Linked DNA regions of Mus musculus: region 2 is linked to region 1. A link is a contact called in ENCODE Hi-C data. All regions are on one chromosome and are shown on one strand. Each heading gives the region's core, a stretch centred on a gene start or an enhancer-like site at or near the end of the contact. The rest is flanking DNA. Distances are from core to core; before and after follow the strand shown.

What was found. A loop is a pair of places that touch in the nucleus more often than their neighbours do.
Region 2: a loop to region 1 is called in a map of left cerebral cortex, with 7 times the contacts of the local background. The contact joins the promoter of Fancf here to the promoter of Prmt3 in region 1. A Hi-C loop is called at or near these places in 2 of 37 maps with a recorded cell type or tissue (T-helper 17 cell and left cerebral cortex).

Annotation. Positions count from the first base shown.
Region 1 is chr7:49,774,972-49,782,474 of GRCm38, forward strand. Prmt3 (protein arginine N-methyltransferase 3) reads left to right here and starts at 3,387. Exons shown (of 16, transcript NM_133740.2): 1 at 3,387-3,530; 2 at 3,610-3,742; 3 at 5,338-5,420; 4 at 6,150-6,199; 5 at 6,971-7,073. The coding sequence starts at 3,506.
Region 2 is chr7:51,857,547-51,864,418 of GRCm38, forward strand. Fancf (Fanconi anemia, complementation group F) reads right to left here and starts at 4,721. Exons shown (of 1, transcript NM_001115087.1): 1 at 3,031-4,721. The coding sequence starts at 4,708. The coding sequence ends at 3,677. It also overlaps a transcript of Gas2 not described here.

The DNA.
Region 1 (7,503 bases), core at 2,137-4,636:
TGTTGGGATTATAAATTTGCCCCATCATGCCTGGTTTCTGTAGTGCTGGGATTGAACCCAAGGCTTTATGCATGCTAGGTAAGAAGTCTACCAATGGAGCTATGTTTCCAGCCTTCTTTCGATGATACACATTAAACAGGCAGGAAAGGAAAACAGAGGGAAGGGGCAGTGCCCAGAGGAGCACATTGTGCCAGTTACATCATGGGACAGGTGCAGCTTCTGTGCTGGGGGATCTAAGTCACTTGACTTCAATGACTGTCTATTGTCCTGATTACATTTCAACTTTTGGTGGACACTGCTGAGTGAATACCGTTCCCTGTAGTATGGGTTTGTATTCCTGGAAGACAGCAGACATTGTCAATGTCAACTCTTCTAGAGCAGTCTGGGATCTTGGCAAGTGAGCTTCAAGGAGACAGAGCTGGATGCCTGCCTGTAATCCTAGCACCAGGGAGGCTGAGGCGCAAGGATCAAGGTCTTCCAGGACTACATAGTAAAACCCCATCTCAAAAGTAGAAGTTTTCTTCCTGCTGGTGGGTTCCCTCATGGCTGGGCTTGGAGGAGCTGGATGTGTTCCCATCATAACAGTCTTGGGCTTTGAGAAGAGAAGGGAAGCAGCCTTTGGGGATACCCATAAGAATACACTGAGCCTTGTGGGCTCTGGAGACGGCTAGACTCAGTGGCCAGTTTTAAGTTACTCTCTACTGTTTCTGCGCATCAAACATTCAGGAGCGAGTAAGTCTACAGTCAGATCTCAATAACAGAGTAGAGTGATGTTGGAAGGATCTATCTTCATGAGTAGGAGAGAAAATAGCCCATACCCAAGCCCTGTACTGTAGCGAGATGTCAGCCTCACAGAAGGTTCTGGGCCTCTAGACTGGCATTAATTACTGTCACCATCAACATTTGGGCACCACTATGGTTCAGCAGGTTCCTTCAACAGAGAAAAATGTGGCTTGCTGGAGAGAGAAGTTTATGCAGAGAGAGAGTCGGATGGGCCCAGATAAAGAAAGGCTGTACATTCATTCATTTGTTCAGCAGGTGCTCCTATCAAGGTGGTGATAAGTCATTGAGCAGTCTGCTAGCCAAGAGGGCCAGCAGATATCTGGCAATGTCCTAGGATGTCAGAGAGCTTCAGAAGGTGATGTGATGGACCCTGTCCTCTTCTGTGAGCCAGACCATGGAATGGGGTATTTGGGAAAGAGAAAAAGAGAGGAAGAGGAGGGAGAGGAGGTGGAGAAGATAATAGACAGTAATAGACAATAAGGAAGACCTGGGCTGTTCCCAGAGTAACACAACCTGTTTTTAGAAATGGTTGATGTGACTGGGAAGGGGGGCATCTTAGTTAGGGTTTTATTGTTGTGAAGAGACCACTATGACCAAGACAACTTTTATAATGGAAAACATGTAATTGGGGCTGGCTTATAGTTTCAGAGGTTTAGTCTATGATCATGGTGGGAAACATGGCATTGTGCAGGCAGACATGGTCCTGGAGGAGCTGAGAGTTCTACATTTTGATCCAAAGGCAGTAGAAGGGGACTGAGTTCCACATTGTGTGGAGTTTGAGCATAGGAGACCTCAAAGCCTGCTTCCACAATGACACACTTCCTCTAACAAGGCCACACATACTCCAACAAGGCCGTACCTCCTAATAGTGCCACTCTCCATGGGCCAAGCGTTCAAACATATGATTCTGTGGGGAGGACCATACTTATTCAAACCTTCACAAGGGGTAGGCAGGCTGTAAGAGGTTGGGAGGACTGGAGGGAAACCGTCTTCTGCACATACCAGGACCACTCGTAAAGCTAGCAGCTGGGGTTGCCTGCACGAGAGAAGCCAGTCAGCATTCTAACATGGCGTGGCTGGGGATTCTTGAGTACCCACTCCTGAGGAGCTATGACAGTGGATGTTTCTCAGAGAGGGAGTTTTCTTTAAGGCTGTGACCTCTGGTAGGTTGACCACACTCCTGTGGTTGTCCCCCAACCCAGAGTATATGGACCCCAGAAACTGGAATCCATGTTATTGTTTTTTAAAAGGATATAAAGGTGAGGGGTAGGGCCATGGGAGTGGATGGATCTGAGAGGAATTAAGAGGAGGAGTGGGAGGCATATGATCAAGAGACACTGTGTGATATTCTCAAAAATATTTTAAAAAATTATGATGTGAGCAAAATCCTGTTGGGGGAGGGTGTTAGCACCCCCCCCCCTGTTACCTGGCTAGGTATGCCTGAGTCACTACAAAAGGGGCTGCTTGTCCCCTCTGAGTCCTCTTGCCTTCTGGCTCCTGCCCCCCTCTCTCCCCATTCCCTCCCCCCTCTCTCTCCACGTGCTCATGGCTGGCCTCTACTCCTCTAATCCGCTACTCTCTCTCTCTCTCTCTCTCTCTGCCTTTTTCTGTCTCTATTACCTTCTTAACTCCCCTCCCCATGCCCTGAATAAACTCTATTCTATACTATTACTATACCATGCCCTCAGGGGGAAGAGGTGCCTCAGCATGGGCCCGCAGAGGCACCACTCCCCCCCCCCCCCCACCTGACTACACCTCCACCAAAACATATCCCTTCTCCCTTTATCTTTTTATAAAACACAACAGAGGGGAAGAGGAACTGCCCACCAAAGAGCTTCAGTGATCAGCAGTACACTGGCTCGAGGGTGTGCATGGTGGGAAGTTGAACTGAGCTGTCTGACACTATACTATGCAGGCCTAGCTGGCCATGTCCTCAAACATGCCCCATGCAGAGTCCAGCCTCATCTGCAGCCTGGAGGCTTTACCTACCCAGAATTACTGCTTCCCACCTGCCTAAGGGAACTCCACTGTTAGATACTAGGAATATTAGAAAGGAGGCAGCCTGAGACTCGGGAACCCTGGTATCCTCCCTAACCCCACAGGCAGGGCAGAGAGCATTTGTTGGCACATATCACACAGTCCACCTGTTTCCATTGTATAGGCTCAAGTTAATGCCTAAACTTTTCACACACGTGTAAGTCTTACCATAACCATCAGGTTACTGCAGTCATGAGAGTGCTTTACCAGTCAGGAAACTGAGGCCAAGAGAAGGCAGGTTACCTGCTCATGCTTAGAATTCAAGCATTCAGAAATAGAGTTCAAACTTAGGGTGTTTGTAAAGCCCATGGTTCTCACTTTATCACTTTAACCCCTAGTAGGGGTGTGGGGCTTGAGTGCACACCCACATACATCAGCATACAGGTTAATTTAAGGGGCTTTCTTGTCTTCCCCAGAGCCTCCGAGCCTGGCCTGCATTGGCCATCTCTGCCGCCAGAGGGCGCTGCGATAAGTCGGTGCTCAACCTTGTAAGCGCCGGCGCCTCGGTTGCGCAAGCGTCCAAGCCGGAGAGCGGTGCCCCGCCCCCTACGCCCACGTGACCCGGAAGCGCTCTCCGGACGGTTCACGCTCCGCGTGTGGATCGCTTTGGGGGCTCCCGCGCACCCGCGCCGCTCGTTCCCGGCTCCGGTGCCGCGCTGTGCGGCCGCGCGCTTGGTCGGCGGCCATGTGTTCGCTAGCGGCGGGGAACGGTGGGTGCCCCCTCGCGTAGGGCGGCGGGGCGCGGGTGGGCGGGCGCGGGTCTCGGTGCTGACCGTGTGTGCTCTGCAGGCCGTGGCGCCGAGCTGGGGCCGGAGCCCCTGGAACTGTCGGACAGCGGAGACGACGCGGGCTGGGAGGACGAGGACGCGGACACTGAGCCCGCGCACGGCCGGCAGCACACACCCTGCCTGTTCTGTGACAGGTTCGTGCCGGTGTGGAAGGCGCGCCGCAGCGCCAGCGAGCACGTGGCGGGCCCGAGGCTCCGGCCCGCGCGGGACGGTTGATTGACAAGGGGCTGCTCACGTGGTCCGGGGGGGGCGGAGCCGGGGACCGCGCTCTGGGTTTGCCTCTGCAGCCCAGTCAACCCCACCCCTCACTCTAATTCCCCCCCCCCACCCCCCATACTAAGTCAGGCCTGGCATACCATCACTCTGGAGGCTGAGGCAGGAGAATGGTCAGGAATCCCAGGCCAGCCTTGAGTCACCAAGCTAGACCCTCTCGAAAACACACCCAGAAAAAATCTGAACTTCACACCTTAGTCCTAAATTAGGGATTCCATGAAGGCTGGGTGTTTTTCATTCTGTTCCTTGGATACCAGACTTTGAAAGCGCATAGACTGGAAGCGCGCTTCCATTTCTACCATCCTATAATAGGACGTTCTCTTCTCATGTAACATTCAACTGAGCCATTTAGACAGAACTAGCTCACTTCCATGATTGAGGGAGGAACTGATGCTCTTTGTACTTAGGGGAAAATGAGGCTGCAGAGCCACCAACTTGTTCAAGGTCACGAAGCTGCTGTTTATATTCCTAGGACACACCTTCTTTTCACTTAAAATCCTGCATCTTAGATGGAAGTGACTTGGCTGAAAAAGGGGTGATTGATGTTGACTAGCGCTGCTGGGTCCCGCCCCCTGTGTCGGTTCCTGGTGCTGACTGGTGGCATATTAGTGGTCCTAGGTGGCGCCTCATTGGAGAGGAGAATGACTGCACACTCGTATTTATTGTATTTATTGAGCATCTGTGGTGCAGTGCCCTGTGATAGGCTGCGAGGATGATCCAGATGACCTGTCTTGGCAGACATTGAGAGTTGCCTGTGTGCTAGGCATACAGAAGTGAAGTGCGGAGTCTCTGCTGTATATTCGTTCGTGTCCTTCAGTGTTGGAGGTTACATACAAAAGAAGTGTTATTCTTCACGCTGTAGTGCAGGTGCTGTAGGACTACCAAGGTCACTTGAAATCTGGCACTTTGGGAATGTGCCAGCTGTATAATTGTGTGCTTTGTGTCTAAAAACACTATGCTGGGTTCAGAGGGAGGGGAAAGAGGCTCAACTAGGGAACTTTTGTGACTTGAGAGAAACCAAATATATCAGAGAGAGCTTTATTACCCAGAAGCCTCTGGGTAAATTTGGGGTATTCAGTGTTGTCTAAAACGGTTGTGGTGTAACGCCAGAGGGAGGGAGCTCCTCTTGGGACTTGCTGAGGAGTCCCCCTGAGGAATCTGCCAAAGGACAGGTTTAGGGACCCTGGGGAAGGGGGTAGAGGCAGAGGGAGGGGGACAGAGAAGGACAGAAAGAGAGAGGAAGAGGAGGAAAGGCCAGCCAGGGTCACAAGGGAAGAGAGAGAGGGAGAGAGTAAATGGAGAAAGAGAGAGGGAAGGTGAGGAGAGGAATGGAGGGGAAGGGAGGGGGTAGGCTGTTGCTAGGTAACTGTTGGGTGGAGCCTGGAGGAAGTGCTAACATTCAGTATTTTGACCTCCTCTGAGACTGTTCCAGGAGACTCTATGCTTGTCTCTTCAGGTTGTTCGCCTCTGCTGAGGAAACGTTTTCACACTGTAAGTTGGAGCATCAATTTAATATTGATAGTATGGTCCATAAACATGGTGAGTATCTCTTAGCATAAAGGCAGGTTTGCTTGTGAAGTTTAGATTGACCCTTTTTCCAGACCCTTTCTTTCCTTTGTGTGTAGTTCCCCCCAGCTGATGTTAGCTGTCTTCCTCAGTTGTGCTCTACTGTGTGCATTGAGGCAGGACCTCTCACTTGAACCTGGAGCTCGCTGACCCAGCTGCTCTAGCTAGCAGCTTTCTTGAATGATCCCTGGCTTCTGCCTCTCAAGCATTAACAGTACAAAAGGCTGCCACCTCTGCCTGGTGTTTTATGTGGTGCTGAGAATCGCAATCATGGCCTTATGCCTTCTGTGTAAGTGCTCTCACCCATTTTGCCACAGTTCTGACAATCTGAGTTTGTATCCCAGAACTCACACAGAGGTGGAAGAAGACAGCCAGTATTCTTTGACCTCCACTTGTGCAGGGTAGCACACTTACATATACACATCACACTCTCCCTCCCCCATATAGCGTACCCCCCACATGCATGATAATAAATAAATTCTTTAATGAAATGCAAAACACTTCAAAACCTGTTACCTGTGGCTAATTCTCAGCTTAAATATTTAAAAGTAACAAAATTGCAGCTCCTAATTCTTAATGCAAAATTCCAAATAATAAGTGATACTTTAGAGGTCGGAAATATATCATTGGAGGAAAATTTACAGATGAGTTAAAACAAATACATTGTATTAAAATCAATGAATTGTCTTTTCTCCTATTTAGGACTTGAATTTTATGGATACATTAAACTAATAAATTTTATTAGACTTAAGGTAAGTTGGAAACCTAATAATTTTATTTAGAAATTTTTGGAGTTCATAGAGACTGTCGCTGTCCTGATTATTTAGTAAATTTTGAGCTGTTGTTTCAAATTTGGCATTTTTCATCTTGTGGGAATTGTGGGCCTGAGAAAAGAGTGCTGTGTGACGCTCCAGGTGGACATGTCCCCTCTGCTTAGTCCTGTCATGTTTAACTAAACTGATCAGTACTATGCAGAAAGCAATATTAGATAAAAGGAAAACTATCAGTAAAATCAAATCATTTCTAGTCTGATTCAGGAACTTTGAGCTTTTAAAAATGTCCACAGTTTATTCTCTTTTAAATCTCTATCTTATTTTATGTATATGAATGTTTTGCCTGAATGCCTGGTGCCTGCAGAAGCCAAAAGAGGCCGTCAGGATCCTCTGGACCTTGGGTTAAAGATGGTTGGTTGTGAGCCCCCATGTGGGTGCTAGGAATTGAACCCAGCTGTTCTGTAAGGATAGCCAATGCTCTTAGGCCCTCAGCCATTTCTCCATCCTACATTGTTTATTTTTTTCAAATGTTTTGTTCTTTGTCCTTTTGAAATGAATGTTTGAGCTGGTGTCACTCTCCTGGCATCAGAGAGTATAAGAATGCCCTGTAGCCATTTAGAATGCCGGGTAAACACAGGTGCAACCATTTTGTGCAGATTTGAGTTCTGTTTTGCTTAAGTTCCTCACTCCTTTTTTGGGAGCTTTGTCATTGCAAACAATGAATACAGTGTGCTTTATCTTCATGCCCAGAATCCTACGGTTGAATATATGAATTCCATATATAACCCTGTGCCTTGGGAAAAAGATGAGTACCTGAAGCCAGTGTTGGAAGATGACCTTTTGCTTCAGTTTGGTGAGACGAACCTTCTCTATCTGCTTTAGCTAGCCTCAGGCCATTTGTTACACCAAATGAAGCAAAGAAAATGGACCTTCGTCACTCAAGCAGTGATTTGCTTTCCGTTTTCATGTGGTTGATAAAAGAGTAGATGATTCTGAAAGTAAGCAGTTTGCAAGCTTTAAGTTGGCCGTGTTCTGGAGGAGCGAGGAAGCGTTGCGCCAGTCGTCCCTTCTGGCTGTGCTTCCTGGCTTTTCCAGTGTGTCTGCACTGTGTGCTCACCCTTTTGTTGCAGTTACAGGATTGACTATTGCAGCCCCACAGTGCCCACGCTCAAGGAGAGCAGTCTCCTTGAGCATCTCCTTCGTATACATCTTCCTCTAGCATCTTGTTAATATTTGTTGTTAACTGATAGTCTTTTTCTGTATTCGGTTTATTGATGACATTT
Region 2 (6,872 bases), core at 3,471-5,970, 2.1 Mb after region 1:
TGTATACTGTGGGCCAGGCTAGCCTGGATTGTGTGTGTAGCTCAGACCAGCTTGGAACTCATCTCTTAGTGGTTTGAACTCACTATGTAGCCCAGGCTACCCTCAGACATAATCATGACATGGATGAACACTGATTCAACTCTGAGGTATAAAGTAACTCTGGCAAGCTCTTAAGGCTGCCGGGCTGAAATCTGAGAAAGTCACCATGTATTGGGACTTGATTCTTGTTCAGATCAATCCTACTTAAATTATTCCTAAAGTGGTTTGCACTTCTTGGACAGATGCCCCAGTGATGATGCTCTATTTCCATTTATGCCAGCAGAGCAACTGGTTCCTTACGTGTGTCAGTTGCAGTCTGGGGTCCTAGCTACTCTAGGAGAAACAAGTTAGAAGTGGTCTTCTTCCCCACTGAGCATATTCTCAGAGAGAGACACACATACAAACTATATGCACTCATGAGCAAGTCAGGGAAGCCAGCGAAGAGCAATTGTTTTTCTTGCTGACTTGCATATACCCAGGCAGTTGGAAGGATATGGGGGCTGGGGGGGGGGTCTTCTCTTTGAGTTAATCTTTCTAGCTAATACCTTCACAGATCTGTCCAGAGGCTTGTCTCTTAATTGATTACAGATCAAATCAAGCAGACAACCAAGATTACAACCCAAGAAAATCAACTCAAAACAAAAAGAAAGCAAAAGTCAAAGAGAAATACTGTGAAACACACAAAGAAACAAAGTCCCATCAACAGCGTGGGATTTGCTCTCCTCTTAAGGCACCTCGGACTCTGAAATGCAACGCTGACTCTAGAGAACCAATGAGCGGTAGCTCTTGCAGAGGGCCTACATTGGACAGTTCACAGCTAATTATAACTCCCCTTTAGCCTCCAAAGGGAATTTATACTCACATGCAAACATCCTCATACAGACGCACATATGCATTCTTTTTGTTTTGTTTTGATAAATCTAAAATAAAAATTTGCTAGAAATTAATCCTGGAATCATAAAAAAGCATATGAGATGTCACATATATATGTATACATGATGGGCAGATTTGAGAGGAAGGAGGTCAAATAAAAATTTGGACAAGTGATATTAAATTTATATATTAAGGCCTTGCATTACCAAACCTTGCCAATACTACTTAGTATCACAGGCACTGTTAATATTACATAGATACCCACTTCTAAAAATAATCATTTGACTAAAAACTGAGGCGTATAGAAAGAAAAGCATATTTTTCCCTCATAGACTCTAGGAAGGTCTCTTCACCCTTTTCAGCTATGGACCCAGGTAACTTACTGCAGCACACTGGCTTCAGCCTATTAAAAGAAAGATTCTGATGTGGGTCCTACCTACTTCTACTTATTCACAAGGTGGCCCAAAGCAGTGTCACAGATATACTAAACTGCTGAGGGATTTAGAAAGTTTATTCCCAAGGCTAGCTAGTCACTACAGGTAAAACATGGGGCAGATTATCAGTCCTGGGAAACAGGACATAAGATACCAACCGTTTCCATAGCAGCAAACTAATATGGAGACAGCCAGGAAAGAGCTTTAGGGTGTGAGCAGCATAAACCTTCGAGTATAGGCCCAGCCAGTCACAGGAGAGATTAGGAACATCAGGAGTATGGCGGAAACGGTGGGGATGCAAATGTTGAACAAAAGATCAGTCACTTGAAGATAGGAACAAGACCACTTACAAAGGCACTGCAGTGCAAGGAGGCCCTTCTTTCTCAACAAGGAAAAGGAGACAAGTGAACTGACACTCCTGAATGATAACGGAAAATCATGCACAAAGCAAAACCACCTTCACACACGAACCAGATGGACTTTTGCAGATACTCATTAAGATGTTTCTCACCATGAGATATTTCCCCAAAGAATCCTAAAAACAAAACAAGATAAACAAAATCTACTAAGTAAATGAACAGAAACACAACCACAGAACTCACAAACTCACTGAAATGGAAGTGATAAAAGTTTAAGGAAAAGATGTCCTTTACTATACGAAACGTTGGTTTGGCTTCAAGCAAACAAAAGTAAAACAGCAGAAAATGAGCTGTGAAAGGCATCGGGATTAAAACTTCAAACCACCGAAGCTGAACCACAGAAGTTAGCTGTACGTGCCAGCTCATACCTAAAATCTCACCATTTAGGAACCCGAGGAAGGAGGATCCCCTACGAGTCTGAGGCTGGCCTGGGCAGACAGGGAGTTCCAGATCAACCTGGGTTAGAGTGAGACCCTAAAACAACAAAACAGAAGCAAGACAGCAAGACCCAGCTGTCGCTCGTGTATAACTGCACAAAGAATCCAAGTCAGAATACAGCAGATGTGAAAGACGGTTCACACAGATCAGGGCTAGAAAAAGGGATTTGATCACAGGAGCAAAAGAAATGATACTGCTCTCTTCAGATAACTGTATTCGTTGTTTAGACTTGTGTCCTAAATCAGAATCAAAATTTTGCACTATATGTCCTTTTGCTCTATTTCTAAAATTAGAAATTAATTTTGTGAGTTATGGGCATTTACCATGGAGAAAGTGTGTTGAACCCTGGAAATTTACTTAGCAAATTATTAACAAAAGCATTTATTATTAAGTTTAAAACACTTGAGCAGACAAAGTTGTTTTGTTTTTTTGAGACAGCTTTTCTCTTTGTGTAGCCCTGGCTGTCCTGGAACTTGCTTTGTAGACTAGGTTGGTCTTGAACTCAGAGATGTGCCTGCCTCTGCCTCCCTAGAATAAAGTTGGGTTCTTAGTCAGAGAATACTCAAAATAGTCTCCATCCAGCAAACATGAGGAAAACCAGAATCAGACATTTAAACACCTGATGACCCCAGGTTAGGGCTATTAACTTGATAAATGGCAGAAGTGGTCTCGATTCTCTTAACTTACTAGATCCCTTCATCATATAACCCAAAGGGGTATGTTTACACTTACTGTGCTCTAAACACTTAAGTGGGTACTCAAGAAATGCTTTAAACTATTTGCTGTTATTTTGAATTTCAGAGTAGTGACTTGTACAAAGAACAAAATTTTCTGAGCAATGCAATTTTAATGCACACATAGGTTGGTAAACAGGTAAAAGAAAGCAAGTTTAGGGCTCTAACTCTAGCCCAGTCAGCTTTGAAGTTAACATGATGCTACCACATGTTGCTGGTTGAATAAAACTTTGTACTACTGAAGAGTGTTAGGAACCAAGTAAATCATACAAAAGTACCCTTCTTGGAAAACGTAAAGCTGCCTTTTCTTTTTAGGGTGAATCTAGTTTTAGTATTCTTACAAATTAGCTTTATACGAAACAAGCTGAAAATTCGATGGCTTTAAGAATTCTTTCACGATTAATGATGTAGCTCAGTGGTGAACACTAACATAGGCAGGGTCCTGGGTCCATTACCAGAACAAAAACAATCTCTATATAATACATATTATATAATATATAAATTTATAGATATTGTGCATATTATATATATTTATATTATGAACCATTTAAAATTGGCCCCTGAATAATTAGGTTTTGGGAGCATGTATATAGGGAATTGGGGAGAACACTGACAATTTGTAAACTGCATAGTCAAGAAGTAGCAGGATGCTGTGCATAGAGGCTTTGGTGAGAAGTATGCTTGTTATTCCCTCTATGGGACAGGGTCTGTCCAGATGCCCAGCCTGGGAACTGAGAATCTACTCTAGCACGATCCCACACTCAAGCACCACCAGGAGGTCTGTCCAGATGCTCATCCCAGGAACCTCGAAATCTCCATCCAAGGCTTTGCGGGACCTTAGGGTCACCAGCACCTCTTCCTGCAGAAATGGCTGGGCATGGCACAAGCTCTGCAGCCTTAGGCACAGCTCTTCCCAGGGCATGTCCTCCATCTGTGTAGGGACCCAGGCACCCTTTTGCAGATCATAGTGCAGCCGCGTGGCCCACGTTGTGAGCAGGTCCAGGTAGGCGCGAGACAGTGCGTGGTGGCAGCCCGCCACGGAGGCCAGGCGCTTGGCTGGCAGATGGCGGCAAAAAGCGGCCAATACCTCGGGACTTTCGAGAAGCCAGCGCAGTAGTTTCTGTGTCTCATCCGCACCCGCAGGGTCCGTGGCCTGGGCTGGCTCCGGGTCTTCCTCGCGTAGCAGCAGCGCTTCGGCAGTCACGTCGAGCACGTGCTCCCGCGGCCCGCGCGTCCACAACGTGTCCAGGAGTTTGCGCGCGGCCGCGGAGTCGGCCCCGCCCAGCTCGTGCAGGCGCGCGTCCAGCAGCTCCGCGTGCGTGCGCAGCAGCGCGCTCCTGGGCGCGTCCCCGCCGAGGCGGCACAGCAGGCGCAGCGCGCTTCCGCGGCGCGCCAGGAGGACCAGGCGCGACTGCGGCACGTCGTCTCGGTGGTCCGCGGCGGGGCCCGGGAACAGCAAGCTCGGCAGCGCGCGGGCGGCGGCGGGCGCGAGCGCGCGGTTCCGCAGCAGGCGGAGGGCGAGCCGCGCGTCCCCGGACTCCAGCGCCGCGAAGCTGCGCAGCCCGAGCGGCCCTCCCCGCGCGGGGAGCCGCCTCTCGAGCGCCTCCCGCACGCGGCCGCGGCCCGCGAAGCGTCGGTACACGTGGAGCAGATAACGCGCCCACTGCAGCGCCCTGCGCACCTTTTCGGCGTCCCACGTGCTCACCAGCGACCCACACGACACGGCCAACAGCTCGGAGAATCGCTCGGTTTGCTGCACAAGCGGCTCCATGGCGGCCGCTTCCGCCCTGACATCCCGAGGCGCGAGCCGATTGGACATGAGCGTGAGCGCCCGCCTCAGCGTGCTGTGCCATTGGACGACGGCCGTGTCAGTCTCGCACCATGGTTTCCGGGGCACATTGGCGCTGAAAATGAACTAGGGCAAAGTCCCAAGCTTTTACTCTGGGTCTGGGAGAGGACGCGTGAGTGCGAGTTTGAGCGCTAGGATTTTATGTGCTCTTTTGTTTTAAAAATGCCAGTGGTAGACATTTAGGCGCTTCCCCGAAAGGGGACCCATGTTCATCATTATTAGCAGTGCGGATGTGATCTGCTTGCGAACTCAAAGCTCTTAAATGGCCCGTTTCCCTGGTACTTGTGGAACCAGGACCCTCACACGCTGTGCTGTGAGTTCCCGGGCTTTTTTCCTTTTTCCTTATTTATATTGTTTACTGATTCTGAGGAAACCTATCACTGAATTGTGCAAGCAGCCTTTCAGTTTGCAGTCCTGCCTCGACTAACCTAGTGACTGGCAGCACTATCCTGAGGCTTACTAGCCATGCAATAAATGAAAGTTTAAGCTCAAAATTAATCTACACATTTATGCTAGACTCTGAATAGTTCTGGGCATTCTTATCAGAACATATAGTTAAGCCAGTTTTGTTTAGTTTTTAGCCATTAGCCCAGACTATAGTGTTTGGCCTTGTGATTTTATTTTAGTCTGTGTGATGGGTTTTAAAGTTTCAGGTGGTAGCTATTAGGAATTACAGAGGTCACTGGTTCATCCACTTACTAAATACTAAGTCACGTGATGTGATAGCCAGTGAAGGACAGGACTGGCGCAGTTGAGATAAATGTAGTTAAAGCTTCCCTGTCCCACAGGAAACACTAATGTTCCTTAGAGAGACTTCAACTTCATAATGCGGTAGACAAAAATAAGAGTCACTAGATCTTAGATGTTAGGGAAAGCCCCATTAAACCTTCCTTTCAACTGAATGCCCAAAGAATACACCTGGAAATGCTTCAAGGCCATGGGAACCGTTAATAAGTCTTAAGCCACCAGAGTGAAAACCAGATCTAATCCAGGGTGAGAAAGAAGTCCAAAACAGCTTCATTTCCAAGTGGCTGGGACAGTTCAGAGAAACTTCACCAGTGCTCACCTTTTCAAAACCAATATTATGTTAAATCTCAGTACCACAGTGAGTAATTATTTGTTTCACAGTAGCCATCTTTTATTAAGTAGCTATGCATCCCTCCGACAGTTTCCCATCAGAAGAATGCACTTTGGATTTCGAACCAGTTTTCCATTTAATTTGGAACAATCTATGTAGAGGCTGAAAGATGATAAACACTTTAATTTCAAGAAACCTATGCACTTGAGGCAGACATTGGGAGGATTCCCAACCCATGTAAGTGTAATTCAAATCAGATTTTGTGTAATTTTAAAGTGCCAGGTATGGTGATTTTAAAGACCAATTGGAAATGGATAGGAGAGCACTGAAAGGCTATATGGACTGATCTTTGATTTAGGCTGCACAAATACTTGCACCATCAGAGGATAGTGGAAAATCACGTGAGAGGAATCACACAAGTTAAAATGTCAGTGTAATATGTGAATACTGTATGCTGAGAATGCCAGGATCAACCTTCCACCTGCTGGTCACACTCTGCAAATCCCCAATATGTAGTAAATAAGAACAGAAAATGGAAGCCCAGTGTTAGCAAACTTTTATTAAAATAGCATTTCATTCAAACACAGGAATGAGCAACATAAACAACTAACATAAGATACTTTCACCAAGAGCTTCCCTCAGGACTCTAGAGAAGATGGAAGCCATATATGTGACATACTGGGGTAGGTTTTTGTTGCTGACTTTCAATATGTACTCTGTGGTGTTTTCAGTAAGATGTCCTCCATTGGCTTTGGTGTTTGAATACCCTAGTTGGTAACACTGTTTGAGAAGGTGTGGCCTTAGGTTAGGCTTCGAGAGCTTAGAACATCAACTACTTCCAGTTTCATCCTTTTCTGTTTCATGTTTGCAGGTGAGCATGCCAACTCTTAGCTTCCTTCCTCTGCTGCCTTGCCCAGCCCCTGCTGTGATGGACTCTTGCTCTCCTAGAACCCTCAACCGTAAGCATAAATAAAACCTGCTATAAGTTGCCTTGGTCATGATGTTTTA